Linked DNA regions of Homo sapiens: region 2 is linked to region 1. A link is an interaction called in ENCODE POLR2A ChIA-PET data of the cell type or tissue named here. Cell type or tissue: PC-3. All regions are shown on one strand. Links, peaks and the distances in the headings refer to the core of each region. The heading gives the core; the rest is flanking DNA.

Region 1 (7,960 bases), core at 1,846-6,845:
CTAGAAAGGATGAGAGAAGGTAGTAACAAAAAGGAACCTGAATATCAGACAATATGTAAGGTTTTACAAAGTATAAAGGACAATGTGTGAGGACAGGAAAAGGTATGTGGATGAAGGAGAACAGCCACCACAGTGGCGGCACAGACGAAGCAGGAAGGCTGACATCAGAACAGCAACAGGAGGGGCGCCTGGCCCCTCTAGAATCTGGTGAAAGAAGAAGAATAATGAAACACACAAAAATGATGACTGGAAGCGTCATTCAGGAATCTAAAAATCTCATACCAAGCAATACTCTATATGTCTACAGCCTGGAAGAAAACATCCTTTGAAGCACTTCAGAGGACTCAATGCTGACTGAAAAACTGTGGCCTGCCTGTCATTTACTCACCCGCGCAGATCCTTCCCACTTCTTTCTCCACCATACAGTTTGTCTTCTTGCTTCAACAGAGGATCATATTAACTATTGGGAAAATGACACAGTATTACAATGTTAATGCTGGGTCCAAAGTACCATCCTAGAACTCAGGCTGAGCCCTGGGGTCTCCTGGCCTTCTGAAGAATGAGGGTGCAACTTCCAAAGATGCACAGAACAAAGTAATGACCTTCTGCCTTAGTGACTAAAGCACACACAATCATGTGGGCAAAGGGACTAGGGCCATTAGAATCCTAAACTTCAAAGCCATGCTCATTAAACCATTTAAAGTCTACACACATCCAGAAATGGGAGAAAGGGAGAATTACCTTTCAGAATTTTACTTACACAGGAGAGCTGTTCACACCTTGTGTGAGTGATTGCTGTTTTTCTCTAGCACCACACTCCCACTCAGGGTCCTGAGAGGATTTTAACTACAGCCCTTATTCGTGGATGAATTCAACACCCATGTCTGACTTTAACACGTTCCCATCAGAACTAAAGCACATGGGCACAATGTGAAGAAGTTGTTCTGACAGTACTCAAGAATAAAAACTCAAACATTTTCCTGAAGTCCTATTTACCCTCTTTGCATTATACTGAGAGTGAAATTCTTTCTTTTTTTTTTTTTTTTTTTGAGACAGTTTCACTCCTGTTGCCCAGGCTAGAGTGCAATTGTGCAATCTCAGCCCACTGCAACCACCGCCTCCTGGGTTCAAGCAATTCTCCTGCCTCAGCCTCCTGAGTAGCTGGGATTATGGGTGTGTACCACCACACCTGGCTAATTTTGTATTTTTAGTAGAGACAGAGTTTCACCATGTTGGCCAGGCTGGTCTCGAACTCCTGACCTTAGGTGATCCACCCACCTCAGCCTCCCAAAGTGCTGGGATTACAGATGTAAGCCACCGTGCCGTGTCCTATTTCATATTAGAGATGTCCTGGCCCAGGTGCAGTGGCTCACACCTATAATCCCAACACTTCGGGAGGCCGGAAGTGGGTGAATCGTTTTGAGTGCAGGAGTTCAAGACCAGGCTGGGCAACACAGTGACACACCGTCCTTATAAAAATACAAAATTAGCTGGGCGCAATGGTGTGCGCCTGTAGTCTCAGCTACTTAAGAGGCTGAGGTGGGAGGATGACTTGAGCCCAGGAGTTCAAGATGGCCTGACAGAGTGAGACCTTGTCATAAAAAAGAAAAGCAACAACCTGGAATACAGGTTCATCCATTAGTTCAAAAAACATTTTTAAGCCAGGTGTGGTGGTGTGCACATGCAGTACCAGCTTCTCAGGAGGCTGAGACAGGAAGATCACTCGAGCCCAGGACTTCCAGGCTGCAAATACATGATCATGCCTATGAATAGCCACTGCACTCCAAAAGAAAAAAAAAAATCTTTTTTTTTTTTTTTGTGACAGAGACTCGTTCTGTTGCCCAGGCTGGGAGTGCAGTGACGTGATCTCTGCTCACTGCAACCTCTGCCTCCCGGGTTCAAGCCATTCTCCTGCCTCAGCCTCCCGAGTAGCTGGGATTACAGGCATGCGCCACTACACCCAGCTAATTTTTGTAATTTTAGTAGAGACAGGGTTTCACCACATTGGCCAGGCTGGTCTTGAACCCCTGACCTCAGGTGATCCGCCCACCTCTGCCTCCCAAAGTGCTGGGATTACAGGTGTGAGCCACTGCGCCCAGCCAAAAAAAAAATTTTTTTTTTTTTGAGATGGAGTTTTACTCTTGTTGCCCAGGCTGGAGCGCAGTGGTGCGATCTCGGCTCACTGCAACCTCCACCTCCCAGGTCCAAGTGATTCTCCTGTCTCAGCCTCCGGAGCAGCTGGGACTATAGGCATGCGCCACCATGCCCCACTAATTTTTTATTTTCAGTAGAGACGGAGTTTCTCTGTGTTAGGCTGAACTCCCAAACTCCCGACCACAGGTGATCCACCTGCCTTGGCCTCCCAAAGGGCTGGGATTACAGTTGTGAGCCACTGCACGTGGCCCAAAAGAATTTTTTTAATCAATAGCAGACATTATTGGGATGACTGACCAAATTTGAATATGGACTTTGGATTAAATAATACTAATGTATCAATGTTAAACTTCCCGATTTTGATCACTGTACTGTAGTTATGAAAAAGAATGTTTTTGTTCTTGCAAAATGCATGCTGAAGTATTTATAGATAAAGGAAGCATGTCCACAACTGGTTTCAAATCGTTCAGGAAAAAAAAATCATACACATTTGGAGAAAGAGAGAAGGAAAAATAAAACAACCAAAATGTAAATGATTGGTGAAATTGGGTAAAGGATACATGGGACTTCTCTGTACTATTCCAACTCTTCTATAAAGTTGTAATCATATAAAAAAGCATAATCATAAAAAATTTAAGTTTCACATATATACCCCCCATCCACTATGTATGTTGAAAAAGCTTGATCACCCAATTCCTAATGGGGTGTGTCAGAGATATAAGGCTTAGAGCATGATTTAAACCGAAACATACATGACAGAAACACGAGAAGGTGAGTTGGCTGGAAGCAACTTGCAGGAGGGAGATCAAGTTTGAGACTCTATACATTCAGAGTGTAGGTTTCTGAACACATGCAGGCAGAGAGATCGATTAGGCAGTTGGATATACAGATCAGGAGCTCAGAATAGGGCTAGAACAGAAATGGGAACTTGCCAGTTGTCAGACTATTACTGCTGCTGAAGACACAGGGAGAAATGTTACCGTGGGCTGGACGCAGTGGCTCATGCCACTAATCCCAGCACTTTGGGAAGCTGAGGTGGGCAGGATCACTTGAGCTCAGAAGTTCAAGACCAGCCTAGGCAACATGGCAAGACCCCATCTCTGCAAAAAATTCAAATCCAAAAATTAGCAGGGTGTGGGGTGGTACATGCCTGTAGTCCCAGCTACTTGGGAGCCTGAAGCAGGAGGACTGCTTAAGCCTGGGAGGTGGACGTTGCAGTGAGCCGTGATCATGCCACTGTGCTCCAGCCTGGGTGACAAAGCAAGACCCTGTCTCAAAAAAAAAAAAAAAAAAAAAAAAAAGAATCACAAAGCAGGGGCAGGGCTTGGTGGCTCATGCCTGTAATCCCAGCACTTTGAGACACTGAGGTGGGTAGACTGCTTGAGCCCAGGAGTTCAAGACCAGCGTGCTTAGCACTAAAAAAAAATACAAAAAAACTAGCCAGGTATGGTGGTATGCACCTGTAGTCCCAGCTACTTGACAGGCTGAGACAAAAGGACTGCTTGAGCCTAGGAGGTTGAGGTTGCAGTGAGCCAGAAAAAAAAAAGTAAGAATCACAAAGCAGATGAAAACTGAAACATAACAAAATGAACTTAAGACACAAAACTTTTAAGAAGGAAGCAAAGCTATAAATAGACCACAAAAGATAAACAGAGGAAATGAGTAAAGAAACAGTCACCCAAAAGAAGGGAATCGACAGAAAACAGAAGAATAGGAATAGACATCTTATTTTTGTCCCATTTGATTTTTTGTTTAAGGATGCAATAACGAAATTTTGAGGGATTGTTGTTTCCTCAATCAACAGATTTTCCCTGGTTGTTGCACCTTGGCTATTAGCAGTGTCCTCAGTCTTTCTGCTCACACTCCCACTGACCCAGGCAGCATGGGTAATCTATATTTATATAATCATAATCTGTATCTGACCACAAAAGCCAGTATCTTATCTAATGTAAAAACACTGAAAAGCAAATCATGATAATAAAAGTAATAGAAAAACACTGAAGGCATTTCTATTAGATTCTAAACAGACAAGGATGCCTACTGCCTCAATTATATAATCTAATTACAAATAACTAAGGAAAGCAGGGAATAATATTAGTATGTAGAAATCAACAGCTTCATATATGCCAACAATGACTCCATTCATAGCAACATAAAACAAAACATCCAGAAATAAACTTAGTAAGAAGTGTCCAAACCTGTATGAAAAAAATTTTAAAACACCCTAGAGGACCCAAAAAGAAACGAGAATACGTATCACGTACATAAAGAGGAATATTTAATGTCATAAAAATGTCCCTATTCCCAAGTTATTTTATAAATTTAATGCAATCCCAATAAAAGTAACAAACTAGTTCTACCTTTTCCCCCTCTGGAACGAGACAAGCTAATCCTAAAATTTACAAAGAAAAATAAACAGGCAAGAATAGCCAGGAAACACTGAAAAGGACGAGCAATTAAGAGACTAGCTATACCACAAAGTAAAACACAATGATAAAGCCTCAATAGTAAAAAGATAAATATTTTCCCTGGTTGTTACACCTGGGCTATAGCAGTGTCCTCAGTCTTTCTGCTCACACCCAGAAACAGACCAAATAAATGTGAGAATTTAGTATATAATCAAAGTGGCATCCTAAAAATAGTAAACATAAGACCTTTTTTTAATGTGTGTGAGATGGAGTTTGGCTCTTGTTGCCCAGGCTGCAGTGCAGTGGCACAATCTCAGCTCACTGCAACCTCCGCCCTCCTATGTTCAAGCGATTCTCCTGTCTCAGCCTCCGAATAGCTGGGATTCAGGCATGTGCCACCACACCCAGCTAATGTTTTGTATTTTTAGTAGAGACAGGGTTTCTCCATATTGGCCAGGCTGGTCTCGAACTCCTGACCTCAAGTGATCCACCCACCTTGGCCTTGCAAAGTGCTGGGATTGCAGGCGTGAGCCACCGTGCCCAGCCAGGTAAGACCTTTTAATAAATGATGTCAAAGAACGTGGTAGCCAATTGGAAAAAGGTAAAGCTGGATGCATATCTGATAGCATACACCAGGATAAAATCTAAATGGATTATAAATTAAAATAAAAACAAAATCTTAAAAAAACTATTGCTCTGACTTGGGAAGCCAAGGTAGCAGGATCACTTGGGCCCAGGAGTTTGAGACCAGCCTGGGCAACACAGGGAGATCTTATCTCTACAATTTTTTTTTTTTTAAATTAGCGAGGATATGAAGGCTGCAGTCAGCTGTGATCACGCCACTGCACCCCAGCCTGGGTGACAGATCAAGATCCAACTCTAAAACAATCAAACAACAAAAAACTGTAACTTTATAAGAATTTGAAAATATCGGTGAAACTTAAGAGTGGAAAAGTCTGATAACCATAAAAGACTGATGAATCAGCCACGCGCGGTGGCTCACGCCTGTAATCCCAGCACTTTGGAGGGCCGAGGCGGGCGGATCACGAGGTCAGGAGATCGAGACCATCCTGGCTAACATGGTGAAACCCCGTCTCTACTAAAAATACGAAAAAATTAACCAGGCGTGGTGGCATGCGCCTGTAGTCCCAGCTACTTGGGAGGCTGAGGCAGGAGAATGGCGTGAACCCGGGAGGCGGAGCTTGCAGTGAGCCGAAATCGCACCACTGCATTCCAGCCTGGGGGACGGAGAGATACTCCATCTCAAAAAGAAAAAAATGTAACTAGATTTTTTTTTTTTTTTGAGACGGAGTCTCACTCTGTTGCCCAGGCTAAAGTGCAGTGGTGTGATCTCGTGCACCACAATGACTGGCTAAATTTTTTGTATTTTTAGTAGAGACGGGGTTTCACCATGTTGACCGGGCTAGTCTCAAACTCCTGACCTCAAGTGATCTACCCGCCTCAGCCTCCCAAAGTGCTGGGATTACAGGCGTGAGCCATCGCGCCCAGCCAAAAGTTTTGAAAATAAAAAGAAAACCATAGCAGCATGGTGGTGCACTGCCTGTAGTCCCCGCTACTTGGGAGTCTGAGACTTGCTTGGGCCCAGGGGTTCAAGGCCAGCCTGTGCAACACAGTGAGACTGTGCCTCTAAAAAATACATGAATAAAAAGGTCTTTGGTGTGGTGCGGGGATGTCTCTGTGCTCACCAACCACAGGGGGCTCATTCTAAGCACGGCTATGTAAAAAAAGAAACTATTATTACTAAATTAAAACAAAACCTCTTATTTCTGCAAGATTAAAAAAAAAAGAAACCACTGTGAACAATGTCCAAATGCAAATGAAAACTTCAAAAAAAAAAAAAAAAAAAGCCACCACTCATTTCATACAGGGCTAACCTTTCTAATTTATAAACAGCTCCTCTAAGGAGAAGACACCCCATAGAAAAATGGTGAAAAGGATATGAATAGACAGTTCCTAGATTAATACATACAGGCCTTTAAACATATAAAAAAAAATTCTCATTCATAAGAAGGGATGTAAATGAAACCTACACTGAAGTTCAGATTGTCTCTTATGTCCCTAGCGAAATACCAAATATTCGACACTACACTCATGGTGAGTTTAAGGGGAAGACGCTCTCGCACATGGCTTGTGGGAGTGTAAGTACTTACCCACTGGGCAGCGCCATTTGTATTAATAGCAGTCTAGTTTAGAGCTACTCCTGTGTCAGTATAAAATGGCGCACATAAAAAAATTATTCATTACTGCATTGTTAGCAACAGCAGAAGACTGGAAACAATCCAAATGCTCAACAACGGGATTAACTGAATCAACCATGGTGCATCCAAATAATGACATCTTATTTATACAGCAGCTGAAAAAAAAATTTCTTTTAAAGATTATGATTAAGAAGGAACACCTTGGCTGGGTGCAGTGGCTCACACTTGTAATCCCAACACTTTGGGAAGCCAAGAGAGGAGGACTGCTTGAGCTCAGGAGTTCGAGACCAATCTGGGAAACAGTGAGACCTCATCTCTACAAAAAGTAAAAAAGCCAGGTGTGGTGGAGTGTGCCTGTGGTCCCAGCTACACAGGCGGCTGAGGCAGGAAGATCACTTCAGCCCAGCAGTTGGAGGCTGCAGTATGCCATGTTAACACCATTGCACACCAGCTTGGGTGACAGAGCGAGACTATTTCAAAAAAAAAAAAAAAAAAAAAAGAAAGAAAAAAGGAAGGGCTATCTCTAGGACATACTGTTATTAAAGAAAGTGAGATATAGGGAGGTGCATGTGGTATGCTATCTTTTATGTAAGGTGGAGGGAAACAGGAGTGAAGAGAAATATATAATAGTGACAGAACAAAAAACAAAAAACCCACTTGAAGGATAAACAAGAAGCAAACAAAAAAAAACAAGACATGTTTACATAAGACAAAGAAGAATGTGACTGGGGGAAGGGAGCAGAATGAGATATCTCTGTGAGATAGATCTTTGTTGAATCACAGAAATGCATTACTTACTTCAATAGTAATCAAATTCATTTTTTAAAAAGTAGTGCCTTGGCCAGGCACGGTGGCTCAAGCCTGTAATCCCAGTACTTTGGGAGGCTGATGCGGGTGGATCACGAGGTCAGGAGATCAAGATCATCCTGGCTAACATGGTGAAACCTCGTCTCTACTAAAAATACAAAAAATTAGCCGGGCGTGGTGGCTGACACCTATAGTCCCAGCTACTCGGGAGGCTGAGGCAGAAGAATGGCGTGAACCCGGGAGGCGGAGCTTGCAGTGAGCCGAGATTGCGCCACTGCACTCCAGCCTAGGGGACAGAGTGAGACTCCGTCTCAAAAAAAAAAAAAAAAAAAAAAGCAGTCCCTTAACCTGAAAACAACAAATGAACCCAAC
Region 2 (7,960 bases), core at 983-5,982, 150 kb before region 1:
CAGCCTCCCAAGTAGCTGGGGTTACAGGCATGCATCACCATGCCTGGCTAATTTTTATATTTTTAGTAGAGATGGGGTTTCACTATGTTGGCCAGGCTGGTCTTGAACTCCTGATCTAAGTGATCCGCCTGTGTTGGCCTCCCAAAGTGCTGGGATTACAGGCCTGAGTAGAATTTTAAAAATAATTGTGGGAAGAAGCATATGTAGTATTCTTCATCTTTATTAATATAGCTGACTTTTATGAAATGCTTATTTACTACTCTAAGTGCCTTATATGTAGTATCTTATTTATTTCTCATAACAATCCTTTCAGGTAGAAACTGTAGTTCTCACCATTTCATATGGGGAACTGGAAAGTAACCTGTCTAATATCATGCAGAAAAATAAAAGCATATATTGGTAATTACAACAGTATACCAAATATCATCATTATGCATACTTAAAAAAAAAAATCTGGCCGGGCGCGGTGGCTCATGTCTGTAATCTCAGCACTTTGGGAGGCCAAGGCAGGTGCATTACCCGAGGTCAGGAGTTTAAGACCAACCTGGCCAAAATGGCGAAACCCCATCTCTACTGAAAATACAAAAATTAGGCGGGGCGCGGTGGCTCACGCCTGTAATCCCAGCACTTTGGGAGGCCGAGGCGGGCAGATCACGAGGTCAGGAGATCGAGACCATCCTGGCTAACACGGTGAAACCCCATCTCTACTAAAAATACAAAAAATTACCCGGGCATGGTGGCGGGCACCTGTAGTCCCAGCTACTCGGGAGGCTGAGGCAGGAGAATGGCGTGAACCCGGGAGGCGGAGCTTGCAGTGAGCCGAGGTCGCACCACTGCACTCCAGCCTGGGCACGACTCCGTCTCAAAAAAAAAAAAAAAAGAAAATACAAAAATTAGCTGGGTGTGGTGGCATGCGCCTGTAATCCCAGCTACTCGGGAGGCTGAGGCAGGAGAATCGCTTGAACCCAGGAGGTGGAAGTTGTGGTGAGCCGAGATCGTGCTACTGCACTCCAGCCTGGGTGGCAAAGCAAGACCTTGTCTCAAAAAAAAAAAAAAAAAAAAATTCCTTCCTGCTTTATTCAGCAATCTCACGATGAAGGGAAGAGATATCAATCTCATGATGGCACACACTGTCAAGTTTTGTCCAGATTATACTGAAGCTACAGGGTCTTTATGGAGGTAACTGGGTTTCATACAGATGTATGCCTTACAGTTTTTATTTTAATGATGTTATATGCAAAGTGAGACCAGTTGGTCAAGGAGACCCAACATCTGCTGGAGGGCTTCATAGGCATCTTAGCCAAAAGAACTGGTTCAGAAGCAAAATAAACCTGTTTATCAGGAAGATGTGAAAGGAAGCAGCATGGGGCTGCCTTCAGTGCTTAGAAGACATCAGTCAGAGACTTTTTGCCATTCTTTTCTAGGCCGTACTCCAACACACATGGGCAAATTAAATCATAGAGTTGGTTCATGAATGAGAAGCCGAAGTAAAAAAAAAAGCCACTCAGAAAAAACAGCATCTGTTTTTACAGTATCCTTAGCTTTTTTTCTCAGTTAAAAGGAAGACTGAAAGAACTTGAGCCGGGAAAGTCTTATTTGAAGTATTTGGGTATTTCAGGCTCACACTCTGTTTAATGTGGTGGTGCGTGTTGCTGGCTGTGACTGTAAACATTTTAACTGGTCCTGCTAGGGAAACATGATTTTTTTTTCTGTCAAAATAGTTTCACACTACACATGCTGGTATTTTCTTTTTTTAACACACTGGCTTCACCCATTCAAAATTAAGGCAACATCATTTTTAATGGTTGCATCATTTTCAATGGTATGGATAAACAACAGGTTATTGAATCATTCCGAAATTAGGTTCTTTTCAACTTTAATCCATTAATTCATTATAAACCATGCTGTCAGCATAGCTCTGCATAATCTTTTTTCTTTTCTTTTTTTTTTTTTTTTTTGAGACAGAGTCTCCCTCTGTCACCCAGGCTGGAGTGCAACGGCACGACATCGGCTCATTGCAACCTCCGTCTCCTGGGTTCAAGCGATTCTTCTGCCCCAGCCTCCCGAGTAGCTGGGATTACAGGCACCTGCCATCATGCCCGGCTAATTTTTGTATTTTTGTAGAGAGAGGGTTTCACCATGTTGGCCAGGCTGGTCTTGAACTCCTGACCTCAGGTGATCCGCCTGTCTTGGCCTCCCAAAGTGCTGGGATTACAGGTGTGAGCCACTGCCCCGGCCATAGCTCTGCATAATCTTTATGTACAGATACAGTCCCTTTAGTGTCAGAAGTGGAGCTTCTGATTCAGAGTTTACAGGATTGAAATGCTGCTTCACATAGCTCTAAATGTGGACCGACCTAGTGTCGGTGTCCCCACAACCTTGCTACTATAGGGCATCATCAGTCTTTTAGGTCTTGCAATGCAGTCATTGTAAAAAGGTACATTTTGTTTGCTTTAACTTTCATTTTTTTCTTTTCTTTTTTCTTTCATTTTTTTCTGTTCTTTTTTCTTTCATTTTTTTCTTTTTTTTTTTTTTTGAGATGGGGTCTTACTCTGTTGCCCAGGCTTGAGTGCAGTGGCATCATCTCAGCTCACTGCAACCTCTGCTTCCCAGGCTCAAGCCATCCTCCTGCTTCAACCTCCTGGTAGCTGAGACTACAGGTGCACGCTACCATGCCCGGCTAATTTTTAAAATTTTTTTGTAGAGACAAGGTCTCACTATGTTGCCCAGGCTGGTCATTTTCTTAATACCGAGCTTTAGTATTAAAATTATTTTTTGACAGATAAAATTACATGTATTTATCATGTACATCATGGTGTTTTAAAGTATATATACATTGTGGAATGTCTAAATCTAGCTAATTAACATATGAATTACCTTTTACATAGTTACCATTTTTGTGGTGAGAACACTTTACAGGTCTTAGCTTTTTTCAGTAATACAATATATTGTTAACTATATCACCATGTTGTATAATAGATCTCTTGAACTTATTCCTCCTATGTAACTGAAATTTTGTATCGTTTGACCAACATCTCCTCAACCTTGCCATTTCCCCCCACCCCCAACTACCCCAGATTCTGGTAACTACCATTCTACTCTCTACTTCTATGAGATTAAGTTGTTTTTGTTTGTTTGTTTGTTTGGTTGTTTTTTTGTTTTTTTTTTTTGAGACGGAGTTTTGCTCTTGTTGCCCAGGCTGGAGTGCAATGACGCCATCTCGGCTCACCACAACCTCCGCCTCCCGGGTTCAAGTGATTATCTTGCCTCAGCCTCCTGAGTAACTGGGATTACAGGCGTGTGCTACCATGCCCGGCTAATTTTGTATTTTTAGTAGAGACAGGGTTTCTCCATGTTGGTAAGGCTGGTCTTGAACTCCCGACCTCAGGTGATCCTCCCGCCTCGGCCTCCCAAAGTGCTGGGATTACAGGCGTGAGCCACCACGCCTGGTCGAGATCAACTTTTTAAGATTCCACTTATGAATGAGATCACGTGGTGTTTATCTTTCTGTTTCTGGCTTATTTCACTTAACATAACGTCCTTCCAGATTCATCTGTGTTGTCACAAATGACAGGTTTTGTTTCTTTATCATAGCTGAATGGTATTACATTTTATTTACATAGCAGATTTTCTTTGTCCATTCATCCATTGATGGACACCATGTGTTGGCCATCGTGAATAATGCTATAATAAACATGAAAGTGCAGAGATCTCTTTGACATTCTGATTTCATTTCCTTTGGATATATACAGTAGTGTGATTGCTAGATCATATGGTAGTTCTATTTTTAGTTTTTTGAGGCCTCTCCATACTGTTTGTCATAATGACTGGCTTCCCAAAATGTTGGGGTTACAGGCATGAGCCACCATGCCCAGCCTGTTCAGATTTTTTATTTCTTCATAATTCAATCTTGGTAGGTTGTATGTGTCAGGGAATTAATCATTTATTTTAGGTTATCCAATTTTCTGGTGTATGTTTGTTCATAATAGTCTCTTCTATTTCTGTTGTATCAGTTGTAATGTCTCCTTTTTCATTTCTAGTTTTATTTGAATATTTTCAATATTTTCTGTTTTCTCTTGGTTAGTATAGCTTAGTTAGGTTTGTCAATTTTGTGGGTTTTTTCTTTTTTCAAAAAAAAAACTCTTAATTTTATTGATTCTTTCTATTGGCTTTCTGGTCTGTGTCATTTATTTCTGCCCTAATCTTTATTATTTTCTTCCTTCTAACTTTGGGCCATACCTGGATACTTACCTTTCCCCAGGTTTGGAAAGTTTTTTGCTACTCTTTTTTTCTCTTTCCTCTTTCTTTTTTCCTTCCTTCCTTCCTTCCTTTCTTCCTTCCTTCCTTCCTCCTTTCCTCCCTACCTCCCTCCCTTCCTTTCTTCTTTTTCTTTCTTTCCTCTCTTTTTTCTTTCTTTCTCCTTCCTTCCTTCCTTCCCTCCTTCCCTCCCTCCCTCCCTCCATCCCTCCTTCCTTCTTATCTCCCTTCCTTTCCTTTCATCTCACTCTGTTGCCCAGGCTGGAGTGTAGTGGCATGATCATAGCTCACTGCAACCTTGAACTTCTGGGTCCAAGTGATCCTTCTGCTTCAGCCGCCCATGTAGCTGGAACTACAGGCACATGCAACAATACCTGGCTTATTTTTAAAAAATTATTTGTAGAGATGAGTCTCGCTATGTTGCCCAGGCTGGTTTCAAACTCCTGGACTCAAGTAATCCCACCTTGGCCTCCCAAAGTGCTGGGATTATAGGCATGAGCCTCTGTGCCTGCTGTTATTTCTTTAAATAAGCTTTCTACTTGTTTATCTTTCTCTTCTCCCTTTTTAACTCCTACTGCTCAAATATTTGCTATTTTGATGCTGTCCCATGAATCCTATAAACTTTCTGCATTTCTTTTCATCCTTTTTTCCATCCAACTGTATATTTTTAGATAACTTGTCTTCAGGTTTACAGATTCATTCCTCTGCTTGGTCAATTCTGCTGTTGATGTTCTGTCTTGCATTTTCAAAATTTCCTTCATTGTATTTTTCAGCTCCAGAATTTATGTTTGATTTTAAAAATTATTTCAATCTATTTAATTTCTCATTCTGATCACATATTGTTTTTCTCACTTTTTAAAGTTCTCTGTATTTCTTGAAGTTCACTGAACTTCCTTAAAACAGTTATTTGAATTCTTTCCTTTTTTTTGAGACAGAGTCTCGCTCTGTCGCCCAGGCTGGAGTGCAGTGGCGCGACCTTGACTCACTTCAAGCTCCGCCTCCTGGGTTCATGGCATTCTCTTGCCTCAGCCTCCCGAGTAGCTGGACTACAGGCACCCACCAGCATGCCCGCCTAATTTTTTTGTATTTTTTAGTAGAGATGGGGTTTCACCGTGTTAGCCAGGATGGACTCGATCTCCTGACCTCGTGATCCGCCTGCCTCGGCCTCCCAAAGTGCTGGGATTACAAGTGTGAGCCACTGTGCCCAGCCTGTTTTAATTCTTTATCAGGCAGTTCAGACATCTCCATTTCTTTAGAGTCAATCACTGGCACTTTATGTTGTCCTATTGACGATGTCATGTTTCCCTGATTGTTGTTGATCTTTGTGACCGTGCACTGATGTCTGCACACTTGAAAGGACTGTGTATTTATTCCAGTCTTTGCAGAATGAGGTTCATCTGGGAAAGCCCATCAATAGCCCATGCAGTGGTTCTGGGCAGCCTGTCTGGTTTGGTCCTTAAGGCTGGGGCTGCTACGGTGGGTATAGTGCTGGGATGCTCCAAAAGGCTGGAACCACATTCTCTGGTGTTGCACATAGCATGCCCCAAGCCCAGGGCCACTCTGGCTGGTGCAGTGCTGGGGCACGCTCAAAGCCTGAGACCACTGTGACTGGTGCCATACTGTTATGTGCCTGATTGCAGAGGCCACTGAGGCTTGCCTGTTGCTAAGGGCTGTTGGAGCCCAGGGCCTCTGATGTCAGCCTGATGGTGGTGGCAGCCTGGAGATGGAGTTCATCATGCAAGCCTGAAGCCTGGGCTGCATGATCTTTCCTGATGCCAGAGCAGGTCTAGAGGGTCAGTCTGTGGCTACTGGCCTGGAGTCTGGGGTTGGGAGTCTCCCTGTTGCTGGGTTTTACTATGGCGGGCCTGGTGTTAGGGAACAGGCAAAGTTCTGTGCTCACTTCCCTGACTTTTCCCCAAGTGGGCAATACCTCTGTCTACACTGTGCTGCCTTGAGCTGGGGAGGGGTGACATGGGTAATGTCGAGCCGTCCTTCCTGCACTCTTCAATGCTTCTTTTCTTATTATTGTGCTACAACCCAGTACTGCGATCTCTCACCTGGTTGCCTTAGCTATTGTGAAGGCATTTTTGTTGATGGATAATTGCTCAAACTGATGTTTCTGCAGGTGGACCATAGATGGAAAGAACTATTTTGCTATCTTCTGAGATTTAGCATTTTTTGAAAGATTATTAGCTGGGCATGGTGGTGCCCAACTATAGTCCCAACTGCTTGGGAATCTGAGGTGGGAGGATTGCTTGAGCCCGGGAGGTCGAGGCTGCTGTGAGCCAAGATCATGCCACTGTAGTCCAGCCTGGGTAACAGAGTGAGACCGTGTTTTTGAAAAAACAAAACAAAACAAAACCTACTGTTAGTTATTCCTCTTTTTTTTAGTGAATTGCTGATGATCAGATTTCTCCTGGTGAAGTAGAAATCCTTGCTTCAGAGACAAATACCTGAGTTGAAAGAGAAACTGGCTTTTAGGCTGGGTGTGGTGGCTCACGCCTGTAATCCCAACATTTTAGGAGGCTGAGGCGGGTGGATCAATTGAGGTCAGGAGTTCGAGACCAGCCTGGGCAACATGGTGAAACCCTGTCTCTACTATAAATATAAAAATTAGCCGGGCGTAGTGGCAGGCGCCTGTAATCCCAGCTACTTGGAAGACTGAGGCAGGAGAAACGCTTGAACCCTGGAGGCAGAGGTTACAGTGAGCCATGGTCATGCCACTGCAGTTCAGCCTGGGTGACAGAACAAGGCTCTGTCTGCAAAAACAAACAAAAAAAACAAAACCAAAAAAAGAAAAAAGAAACGGGCTTTTTAGTTAGAGAAATGTAGATTCAAAACAAATGTTGGCAACTTAACTGATTTGACCCCTGGGCATTAGTTTCCTGAGCTATTAAAAGGAGAGCACTACATTGCAGAACAGTACCGAGGACAACTGACAATGTGTATGAAGTACCCAACACATAGAGGTTCTCAATGAATATTGTTGACCAACTGCAGGAATCATGAATCCCTTCTGTCCCCAGCTTGGATACTAAAAGGAAAGTGGGGCCGGGCACGGTGGCTCACGCCTGTAATCCCAGCCCTTTGGGAGGCCGAGGCGGGCGGATCACCTGAGGTCAGGAGTTCAAGACAAGCCTGGTCAACATGGCGAAACCCCGTCTCTACTAAAAATATAAAAATATAAAAATTAGCTGGGCGTGGTGGCATGTACCTGTACTCAGGAGGCTGAGGCAGGATAATCACTTGAACCCGGGAGATGGAGGTTGCAGTGAGCTGAGATCGTGCCATTGCACTCCAGCCTGGGTGACAGAGTGAAATTCCATCTAAAAAAAAATTAATCAATAAAAGAGAAGGAGTGGTGAAGGATGTCATGGTATGGGAGGCCCTGATTGGAAAACTGGAGTGGCGAGCTTTCCTGGCTGGGGAAGGCAAGGGTAGCCTCACATTGGCAGAAGCTGCCAGGTTCAATCTGTGTGGTCTTTTAGTTGCTGTGTTTAGGTAGTTCAGGCAGGATTCTAGGGGCAGGATTCAGGGCCCTTCTCAGTCCTGAAAAGTTGTCCTAGAGTGAGGAGGAGCTGCTCAGAACAAATCTGAGTAATCCAGTGTCTGGACCAGATCCACATTGCTAGAGGGCGACCTGGTCAGAAATCCTCTTGCAGAAGTAGCTAGGCTTCTACACCAAGTTCATCATTTGTCACCT

The links. Peaks named below come from ENCODE experiments on the same cell type or tissue, not always from the same donor. Only the 100,000 strongest peaks of a DNase experiment are listed, where the experiment ranks them.
Region 2: POLR2A ChIA-PET joins it to region 1 with 7 read pairs; 11 of 35 experiments call an interaction of 5 or more read pairs at or near these places.

The regions. Positions count from the first base shown.
Region 1 is chr19:36,221,248-36,229,207 of GRCh38, reverse strand. It overlaps ZNF146 (zinc finger protein 146), which reads right to left. Exons shown (of 4, transcript NM_007145.3): 3 at 389-460. LOC107985304 (a long non-coding RNA gene) reads left to right here. Exons shown (of 2, transcript XR_001753933.3): 2 at 1-982. It also overlaps a transcript of ZNF565 not described here. Among named protein-coding and RNA genes, the nearest start is that of ZNF146, 10 kb to the right of the region's middle. In PC-3, for the core only: no CTCF peak of the experiment used is centred there; no DNase peak of the experiment used is centred there; H3K27ac peaks cover 1,128 bases.
Region 2 is chr19:36,368,488-36,376,447 of GRCh38, reverse strand. The region is part of intron 1 of ZFP14 (ZFP14 zinc finger protein); the gene reads left to right. Among named protein-coding and RNA genes, the nearest start is that of ZFP14, 6.7 kb to the left of the region's middle. In PC-3, for the core only: no CTCF peak of the experiment used is centred there; no DNase peak of the experiment used is centred there.